2 separate regions of the Homo sapiens genome follow, and region 1 is linked to region 2. Evidence: chromatin loops called from intact Hi-C (ENCODE). Cell type or tissue: dorsolateral prefrontal cortex. All regions are shown on one strand. Links, peaks and the distances in the headings refer to the core of each region. The heading gives the core; the rest is flanking DNA.

The links. Peaks named below come from ENCODE experiments on the same cell type or tissue, not always from the same donor. Only the 100,000 strongest peaks of a DNase experiment are listed, where the experiment ranks them.
Region 1: a loop joins it to region 2, with 2.2 times the contacts of the local background. A loop is called at or near these places in 2 of 110 quality-filtered maps.

The regions. Positions count from the first base shown.
Region 1 is chr3:54,889,561-54,894,938 of GRCh38, reverse strand. It overlaps CACNA2D3 (calcium voltage-gated channel auxiliary subunit alpha2delta 3), which reads right to left. Exons shown (of 38, transcript NM_018398.3): 25 at 3,489-3,584. CACNA2D3-AS1 (CACNA2D3 antisense RNA 1) reads left to right here. Exons shown (of 7, transcript NR_046666.1): 3 at 184-326. Among named protein-coding and RNA genes, the nearest start is that of CACNA2D3-AS1, 9.0 kb to the left of the region's middle. In dorsolateral prefrontal cortex, for the core only: a CTCF peak has its summit at 3,172 (motif pointing left); a DNase peak (open chromatin) is centred at 3,228; H3K27ac peaks cover 2,848 bases.
Region 2 is chr3:55,011,218-55,016,595 of GRCh38, reverse strand. The region is part of intron 34 of CACNA2D3 (calcium voltage-gated channel auxiliary subunit alpha2delta 3); the gene reads right to left. Among named protein-coding and RNA genes, the nearest start is that of LRTM1, 86 kb to the right of the region's middle. In dorsolateral prefrontal cortex, for the core only: a CTCF peak has its summit at 3,206 (motif pointing right); no DNase peak of the experiment used is centred there.

The DNA of each region.
Region 1 (5,378 bases), core at 310-5,309, 120 kb after region 2:
AAGACTGAGAAAGTGCAGAGATCCCCTGTGCTATCTAGAATGCTGGAGATCAGGACTTCCAGGCTCATCTTGGTAGACAAGCTCTTCTTTGTGCTGCTTGTATTCAGTGGTAATGTTTCCTAATCTAAAAGTCATCAGGCTTCAGGAATACTGAAATTTTAGCCTTTTCATTTCTTTCGCTAGACATGAAATTCTTCATAAACCTGACCTGGACGGTGTGAGGAGGAGCCTCTGTTGCCTGGCCCATGGCAGGATGCATTGCTACTCTCTACCCTGGGTCACAGGTGCAGCCACGACTGAGCAGAAGGTGTTCGCACTCCCAGCAGGTCTGTTCAGTGGTCATTACAGCTAAGAGGTGCCCTGTCTATGCAGCACAGGTTAATGATGCCCACAGGGGACCTTTTTCCAGAGTCATGGTAGATGAGATGGTGGCTTGGTTAGAAGGTATGAAGTGGTCCTCACTTAAGGCAGTGACATTCAGGCTTTGGGGGTGGCTGGCAATAGATCTGGAATGCTGCACATCTGGGTGTCCAGTGCCCTGCTGCCCGGGACAGTGCTGGCACCTAGGGCAGCCAGCAGGAGCCTGCAGCACTTGATCCCCATTAGCCCTGGTGTCACTGCGAAAGGACTGAGTTGCCGGGAAACCCTGGAGGCCTCTGCCAACTACTAGGCAGCAATTCTGGAGGAAACAGGAAGGAGCAACCTGATTTTACAGAATCCCAAAAATGTTCTTCAGGAAGAAAGATCCTTCTGGGTAAGGTGAAAGTCTCCTCCTGGATACTAGGAGCTATTGCAGTGGTGTGTCAGGCTGGTCTAGATTCTGGGAAGAACTGGGTGACTCTGAGTGAGTAATTGAGTCTCCGACCCCCATTTACTCATCTACAAAATGGGAACAATAAAAACGCTGCACTTTACCAGGGTTGTATCAGAATTACATAACACCATATGTGAAAGAGTGTTATGGACACTGAAAACAGGCTCTAACAAATATATGGGATTCTTAAAGCCCAAGAGCTCTTTTGTTCTTGGTGGTTGAAAGGGCAGGGGTAAAGTGGTCATCTTCTTAACTTAAGGCTGTACGCTGTGAAGGCTAACATCACTGGATGCTATATGCATGTGATGTGAGAAGTCGTACTGAAGGCACAGAATGTATTATAACTATTGGGGGTGACGGCCAAGTTTCAGTATAATCGACCTACTTCCAAATGCAGGTGGCGGGGGTATGGGATGAAATCTCAGTGTAGGAGACTGATGATAGTATGAGATAATTGCAGGGTAGCAACTTTATATTATCAAGTTCTCTGCCCAATACTTAAAGCTCTGCCTTTCATGCCCTAGTCAAAAGCAAAAACTAAACCAAAAGTCAGAAATGCTAAAAACTTTCTAAGCCTGGCTTAGAGAGTGTATCCAAATAGCTGGATCTTGACAAATACCATTTGATGGGAGGGGATAGGCAGGTAAGACCCTAAGACAATAGATGTCAAGGTGCCTCTATATGAAGCAATGACAGGAGTTTCTTGAAGACAGATTTCATCCATTCAAATTGTCAATGAGTACCCACTCTGTGGGTCACGTAATGCCACAAAGAATAGAACACACAGTTGTAGGAATTTTTAGCTTCCCAAAGAAATTTTCCATCCATAAAAAAAAAAAGAGTTTTTTTGAGACAGAGTCTCACTCTGTTGCCCAGGCTGGAGTGCAGTGACACAATCTCAGCTCACTACAGCCTTCACCTCCCGGGTTCAAGTGATTCTCCTACCTCAGCCTCCTGAGTAGCTGGGATTACAGGTGTGTGCCACCATGCCCGGCTAATTTTTGTATTTTTAGTAAAGACAGGGTTTCACCATGTTGACCAGGCTGGTCTCAAACTCCTGACCTCAAGTGATCTGCCTGCCTTGGCCTCCCAAAGTTCTGGGATTACAGGCATGAGTCACTGTGCCCAGCTCATCCATAATTTTTTTTGATCTTCACAGTAACCAAAAGAGATCATCGCTCTCACTTTTCAGGAGGACAGAATGAAGATACCCAAGTGAGATAAGCCAGGTACACCTCCCAGCATCCTTACTGTGGTCCTTTGTCTTTTAAATCCATCACAATAACACAGTTATCAGACCAGCAAGGTGTCATGTTTTATTGTTACTGTTTTGCAGCTTTGCTTGTTTCAGTCTCAATGCCAGCAGCAGACTTTCTCAATGAGTATTAGAAAATGAATTCCCTTGTCTCCCCTTGCCTATCTGGATCCTAACAGGAGAAGGCAATGTGTATCTCAGCACCTCTAGTCCTTCCCAGGAACTCGCCCTCTGGAAAAACAATTGTCTGGGGGAAAAACGCTTAAAAAAGTCGTTAAAAATCAAGTTGCAACTATAATCAAACTTCATAGATGATAAATGTGAGTATCAAGAAGGTCAAAGTCCTGGAACAGAATTCAAAGCCAATCTCTTAAAATACCTAAACATTGATTGATCTGTCATTTACCAGACTTGGTTTTGTAAGGTTATATGGTGGGTGTCAGGGCCTCACCTAGCAGAGGCAAACAGCACTGTCAAGCTCCAAGGAAGCACCGCCTCCTTGGACCCCTGATGAGCCAATCCCTCTCAAATTGGCAGCTACTCTGTGGCTTGGTTATTCACCTCCAGGTACCCTGAAGGTTGGGGGTATAATGTTCTGTGGTAACCTCTGAACTCACACACACACACTTGCAAACCACTCTCTAACTTTCTGAATCTTGGGACCCATTTGTCCATGTCTTAACAATCGCTCTTGCTTCAGAGAAAAGAAATAGAAAAAACTTATTAACAGACTCAGAAAAGACTTCACAGTCTACCTACTAGCCCTGGTGAAACACCAGTTTGATGAGTTAAGGGCCCGTGGTTCTCTGAAGATGCAGGGGCTTAGCATCTGGGTACTAGACCTGGAAACTCTCTGCCCACCATCTATCCACGTCTCTTTGGAAGTCCAAGGAGACACTGTCAAACCCCAGCATCCCCAGAGGGCCCACTCCTGGGTGTGGAGCTCTGCAGCCCCTCAGGCTAAGCACAGAGGCAGAGGTTTATTAGTAAAATGTAAACAAACAGGACTTGGAACAGTGACTTTTGTACAGGCAGGAATTCCTCAGCATAGCTGCAGAACAGCTGAACACCCTGAAGCCATTTGTTACGAGATGAGTGTTTCCTCCCTCTGGCGGCTCCCCCAGCAGCCGCACCACCTCCCAGAGTTCTGAAATGACTCATCAGGGCGGGAGAGGACTCCAGGACAGTGGACAGAAGCCAACAAGCCTGAGGAACAAAGGGTGGTGGAAGGGCTAACAGGCAGGTGAAAGCACATGCTGGGGCCCGCATGGTAGAACAGAGAGGAAAAATCTCAATAGGCCTGGGGTGGCCTAAATTATGTTTCTACCAGTAGTGGAATCAAGAAATGAAATAAGCTTCCCTTTGAATGTTCCATTTCAGAAGCTCCCTGGGCCCCTGTAGAGGATCCCTCCTACTTACTGATTGGTGAGCTGCTCAGCCCCGACAAACAGGTTGATTCTGGAGAGGCCCGTGCGAGTGCCGAGGAAGGCAACCTCCACGCCCTTGTCAGAATTTCTGAAACAGAACAACAGACGTCAGGGGGAGGCCTCTAGACAGTAAGCAGATAATACATTGCATTTTAAGACTCACAGAATGTTTTTACCAAATAGCAGTTTTGAAACTTAAACTTTAAAAGAAGATACAGAAACACACACACACACACACACACACACACACACACACACACACGAGCACAGATTGCCAACTTGTATCCCTTACAAAAGTTTTCAAAGTAATACTTGCAGGAAAAATGAAGAACTTCCTGCCAACAAAAGCAGCATGTGAAAAAAATCTACTTCCAACCATACACACATCTTTATTTCAAGGTTCTGGGTGCAAGTTCAAAGAGATCAGGCTAAGAATGGGAAGGACTAGCCAGTTAGGGCTTAGGACTCGCTTTTTGCATTAAAGCTACCAAGTTTATTCTTGGTCTTGAGATCATTTGTGGAATCTGCCATTAAAGCAGCTGAGCCATGGAACCAAGTTTGCAGCATCCCACAGCCTGGAATTCCACGTAGTTGGAATTGGTTTTGACATCCACACAGTTGTGGGGGCCCCAGCTTATCACTTCTACCAGACCACAGGCCTTATTCTCACCACCAACCCCAAAGAGATGTGTAAAGAAATGGCTTCTTCCAATAGCTCTGTAGGAGGCTACACATAGGAACTCTAAGAACGGCCTTGGCAAGGAAAACTAATGTAAAAATTCACTAAATATCATTTTGTTTCAACTTCCAAGGCAAATTCTATATGCTTGAGCGTGTTCTTTAGGAGATTTGCAAGGTATATTTCTCCTATGCAAAAAGCAAATGGCCTTTCTTCACAAACACATAATATTTTTTTTCTTTCTTTTTCTTTTTTTTTTTTTTTTTTTGAGACGGAGTCTGGCTCTGTCACCCAGGCTGGAGTGCAATGGCGCTATCTCGGCTCACTGCAAGCTCCGCCTCCCGGGTTCATGCCGTTCTCCTGCCTCAGCCCCCCGAGTAGCTGGGACTACAGGCGCCTACCACCACGCCTGGCTTATTTTTTGTATTTTTAGTAGAGACAGCGTTTCACTGTGTTAGCCAGGATGGTCTCGATCTCCTGCCATTGTGATCTGCCCACCTCGGCCTCCCAAAGTGCTGGGATTACAGGTGTGAGCCACCATGCCTGGTCCACAAACACATAATTTTATCCTACAATAAATGTATGAAGAGAACACCAATTCTTGAGCTTGTTTCTCTGTCCTAAATGCTACTAGTAATTTGATCCAAAGTATTCTCCACGTTATCTTCAAAGTAAGGTCATTTGGTTACTTGATCTTTGATGAAAGTCAAAATGGTGGATGCTACCTTTAAGTATTTAAGGGCTGAATAAAAACCAAAACAATGCATTTCTGCTTGTAGCCTACACCAAATTGGAAAGCCAGGCTGTCCAATCAGTTACAGATGGTGGACTACAAAGCAAGTTACCATTTTGGAAATCTTTAGTATGTGTTAGGAATGAATCAGCAACCTTTGCTCAAGATTTTGAGTTTCATGAGAGCCGAAAAGAAACACTACAAGGTTTACTAGAGAAAGAAACCCCAGGAAAGGCTCAATTCGTTGCCAGCTTCCCAGGAAATAAGATCCATGCCATGAAGGCAAGCAGTTCAAAGACACCCCTAATAATGAAAATGGCAGTCTCTCTGGGGCTCCAGATTTGCATACTAAACAGCCTACCTGACATCTCCATTTGGGAGACTTTCAGTCATTTTCAGCTCACGATGTCTAGAAGAGAGACTGGCCATGCCCAGCCCTAAACCTGATCCTCCCCCAGTGTCTCTCGTGT
Region 2 (5,378 bases), core at 256-5,255:
CACGCACTTTTGCCCACCTACATGCATGCACACAGCCTTCATGAAATGCTAGTCATTAGCAAATGTTACCATCCACAGGCCAGGGGCTGGCTAGCTATGTAGTAGCTAAAAGCACCAATTCCAGGCAGTGAATCCTGCCACTGCTGTGTGACAGCAGGTAAGCTTTTAACCATTTTACATCTTAGTGTCCTCGTCTGCTAAATGGGAATAGCAGTACCAAGCTTGTGTGGTTGTTTGAGAATCAAATGAATTACATGGACAGTAGCTGGCACGCTGTGAGTGCTGCTTAAGTGTATGTTTTTACTACCACCATGACTCCTGCTGCACTCGTGCTATTTCATGGAGTCGGGCTTTTTGAACCATCACTTTTTGGTAGAAAAGGCAAGCAAATGGCTGCCTCTCTGACTCCTGACTACACTGATTGTACAGTGCTGGTAGTCATTCTCCAGAAAGGCCAGGTTTCAGACACTATCCCTCTGTCCCCAAGATGCTAGCTCATTGGAGGGAACATTAAATGCCTGCTGAATACAAGAATGACTCTCTTGAGTAGTGTTTTCAAACAAATAAAATAGAATAAAATGGACCAAAAAATGTGAGAACCTCTGTCCCTTACGACACATTTGTTTCTTGCCTTTCAGATGGAGGGTAAGGTGAATTTTAGGTGCTCCAGGCCCAACAGTAACAACACAGAAGAGGCACGTGGTGGGAACATCATTCTCTTCCCAAATCTTTTTCAGTGCGTCTGTTTTGTAAGAAGGACATCTTTGTTTGATAGCAGGGAGTTTCTAACACCTTTCTATCTTTTTCACTTCTTTCTCTCATTTGCTCTCCTCTCCTTTTAAGCTGAAGAGGCCAGACACAAAGCTCATAGGATCTGGCTACAATTTGGCAACACTTTTTATTTTCATGGTTCTGATTTTTACAACAGATTTCTCTGTATGGCAAGTCATTCTGGTTTTCAGTTTATAAAACTTTCTTTTCATATTTAAATTATTTGAATTTCAAAAAGTGAGTCCCTTGACATGAAATAAAGATTTAAGTATACAATAGCTTAGGTTATAAGTGGATGCGGCACAAGCATGCAGATGGAATATAAAAAACTAATGATGGCATAACAGCTACATTTATGAAGAAATTGCTGCGTTCCAGATGCTGTCCTGCTTAATATGAATTAATTAATTTAATAGTAAAACATGACAAAATTAAAAAATAAACTATGAGGTATGAACAGTTGTTATCTGTTTTGCAGATGGTGAATGGAGGAAAAAGAATGAGGGTAAATTGCCCAAATTCATCCACTGAGTATGTGGCAGAACCAAAATTTGACCTTGGGCTGTCTGGCTCCAGCATGTATATGTTTAACTGCTCTGTGAAGTTCAGCCAATGAAAAAAAATAAGAAAGGTCTTTGGGTCAGGCTGAGATAGGCAGCACACGTGATTTGAATAAGCCTGATAATTGCACCATCTCTAATTCTAATTGTCTGGGCCCAGTTACAATGGAATGAGTCCAATACTCTCAATGGTGAGACTCATTTGGCTCTGATCCTTTCTGGAGATGAAATTCTTTTTCCTTTGACAATTGTAGGGCACTCCATGCTGATATAGTGATAAACCGTTGGGTCTATTTGCAGCACGACTATTGGCTGGAAATTGCTTGATGTGCTTTTGGGAAACGTGAATTATCGTGTAAAGCCATGGCCACATTTAATTTAAATAACATGGCTAGAACTTACTTTGTCTAGAGTGCTATGGAAAACACCACATATATGTGCAGTTGCTACTATTTATCTATGGAATTTCAAACCAATAACTGAGGCTGCTTGCAATCTACCGGATACTGTTTTTGTTGTTGTTGTTGCTGTTGGAGACAGAGTCTCACTCTGTCACCCAGTCTGGAGTACAGTGCTGTGATCTCGGCTCACTGCAACCTCCGCCTCCTGGGTTCAAACGATTCTCCTACCTTAGCCTCCCAAGTAGCTGGGATTACAGGCACGCGCCATCATGCTTGGCTAGTTTTTTTGTATTTTTAGTAGAGATGGGGGTTGCACCATGTTGGCCAGGCTAGTCTCGAACTCCTGGCCTCAGTGATCCGCCCACCTTGGCTTCCCAAAGTGCTGGGATTACAGGCGTGAGCCACTGTGCCTAGCCATACTGGATACTGTTTTAACTCTTAGGCATTCAGAACTCACATCTTACAAAGCTGTAGGTATTCAAGGATCACTGAGCTCAGTTTGGCTGATTCCTTCTTTTACAAGAAGTGAAAAATGAGGTTCCAGAAGCAGACACTGCCTGCCGTGGGTCCCACAGAGAGTGACTCATCACAATCATCATTAACTCACACAGTAAACCACCACCACCTTCACCATCAATCTTCACTATGCACTTACTACATGCCAAACCCTGTGCCAGGCCCTTAGCATGGGCAGAATCTTCATCACCATAGAATAAACAAGCCCTTGCTACTGTCCCATTTTGCAGATGAAGAAACTAAAGCTCAGAAACGAAGACACGTGCCCAAGGTCACACTGCAGTGAGTGATGGGGTCCAGATGCGAGCCTGGCCCTCACATCCTGGAGCCCACACTGCTGTGCCTCCTATCCCAGTTACACCGATGTCACCATGACCTATCACCCACTCACAATGAAGCACCCAAGGGAGCGTCCGCACAACTGAATTTCTTTAATTTTCCCTTAGCAACAAATGTCCCTGATGAGAAAAACTGACTTGGGTTCACAGTAATTATGTGCAGACAATTGGGATTGAATAGATTTGCCATTTGAAAAGCCTTCCTCTTCTTTTGTTTCTGTGAATGCACCCCTGTTCACAACCGGGTGCCAGCAAGCTCTGTTCTCTTTGTGTAACTTCACCAAAATGATACCTTTGTGATAATCAAGCAGAAATGGGCTTCCACAGTCCCCTTCATTAAGGAAATGGAGCAGATAAACAGTGTAATTATGGATTCCATTTTTAGCTAAAACAAAGATGTATGTCTCAGCTCAGGGTCTTTATCTTTTGAGGGAATGGTAAATTTAGAATGAAGAAACCTTGCAAGCCAATAGCATATGGTGCCTGGAACATTTCCCTCCTTACGCTGGGTCTGGGATTTATATTTACATTTAATAAGATATCCCAATGACAGCAACCCTGTAGATGGACGAATTCACCTTTGCTTGTTTTCTTTTCTTCATCCATAAAATGGAAAAAGTCATATTGATGCCCAGCAGAGGGCTGTCAGCTGGAATGAGACAATTCCAGTGCAGTAGCTGCAGCTCTCGCTGTCGTCATTAGCTGAGGGAGGTCTTGGCTTAGGTCTGAGTCCACTGCCTCTTAGCTGTCTGACTTAGGTGCTTCAGAGAGGCTTGGTGGCAAATTCTAGCAGTCCCCACCCCTCAGGTATGTTGAACAGATCTGAAGATAATCTATGTGCCAGCTCTCTGGAAATGGCAAAGCACTTATGTATCAGCACACCATGCATCAATGATGCAATTATGTGACAAGGTCTCTCTGTAGTCTGTGGAAAGGAGGTCTCACAGTCTGGCAGTGGGAGTCAGAGGACATGCTGAAATGATCTATTTGGGGTCCTTTCTACAAAGCTCCTTAAGACAGAAAATAGAGAACTGAAGCACCATATTATTCCTTTCAGCTAAAAATTGGACCACTTTTGGTCCAGCTGGGGTGGGGGTGGTGAAATTGCAGAATGGGAGCCTTCACAAGTATCTCTCAACGTCATGGGTGCACAGACCATACCTGGCTCCCTTAGTCACTGTCCCCTACTCTGCACCCCTTGGTCTAGGCCACGGTTTCTCAACAGTGGCATTATCGATACTTTGAGTGGGATATTTCTTTGTTATGGGGGCTGTCTTGTGTTTTGCAGGATATTTAGCTGCATCCCTGGCCTCTACGCACCAGATTCTAATAAGAACCCTCCTCCCCCATGCTATGACAGCAAAAATGTCTCCAGCCATTCCCCTGGGAGGCAAAACTGCCCCCATTTGAAAACCACTGTTCTAGGCAAAGATCATAGTGAATGGCATTCAGTAAAAACTCTAGAATCCATAGGACCAAAATAACAGTATGACTAGATGTCTGTGGTGGCAGGTCACAAAGAAGGGAAACAGGTCAAGGCCAGGATGAGGGAAGTGGGAGTGAAAGCAGACATGAAGAGAAGGGAGCGTCTTCACTAGGTATGAAGAAGAATGCCAAAAAGAAAACCACTGAAAACAACAAGCCTGCTGCCTTCAGCCCTGTGCAAACTCCTAAGAAATAACCAGACATTTCGGTTAAAAAAAAAACCACCACCACCCAAAGCATGAGCGCCCACCCACCATGCATGGAGTACTTGCACAAGGGCTTGGCACGCATTGCTTAATTCACCTCTCACAACCATATTATGTCTATTGTTTCCTCTGTTGACAAATGGAACCAAAGTCCAGAGAGACCAAGTGACTTGCCCAGAACCTCACAGCAGGCAAGAAGCAGAGAAAGGCTACCCAGGGTGCCTAACCACTAGGTTCCAAAGCCGCTCCGGCCTCTCAGAGCTCACAGTCTGATTCAGAGGGAGAGGGGATTTGTCCCCAGGTCACTGGTGCCGCAGAGACAGCAGCCATTTAACCAACTTGCAACTCATTTTCCTGGGCTCTATTGATTTTATTTTTTTTAAATCTCATTTTTTTTCACTCCTATTAGTAAAATTGTGGAAAAGTGAGTCAAATAAGAAAAGCGAATGGTAAAAGATAACCAAGTGCGCATTTAGTAGGTTCTTCCTCATCTTTCTTTTTTCAAATCATGTGCAATTTTAACAAAAGCAAGTTGACACTACAGGTAAGATTTCCTTTCGGGGACATGATAGTCTTCTTTTCCTAACTCATATGTTGGTGTTTGTTTATTGACTCCCTATTTCCCATACCAACTACTGACCCTAATTAGCTCCATATCTCCTTCCTCCCACCATTTTATGTGTTTTTGTGTATATACGGTTTTGTTTCCTGGGTTTTGTCTTGTTTTGTTATAATTTCATGAGCATTTTTTTAATTTCATCAAAAAGTTTTCAGAAACAGAATCATTTTTCTTTCTGTGGATGGGTTGTAATTTATTGTAAAATGGTCTTTAGTGTTAGACATTTAAAGAGTTACCAGTATTTGCGATTATAAATTCCCTGGTGATGATCATCCTATCATAGAAACCTTTGTTCCCATCCAGGTTTATGTCCTCAGGCTGAATTTCTATAAGTGGGATTTGGGGCACTCACTGTCACTCAGAACTCAACCCAGCAGGGAGGAGCAAAATTGGGTCCCAGTCCTGGGGGTCACCAGACCAATGTGCATGTGTGTGGATGAAAGCAGCACACAGGGGCCCTGCTCCACTGGGCTGTCAGCCTC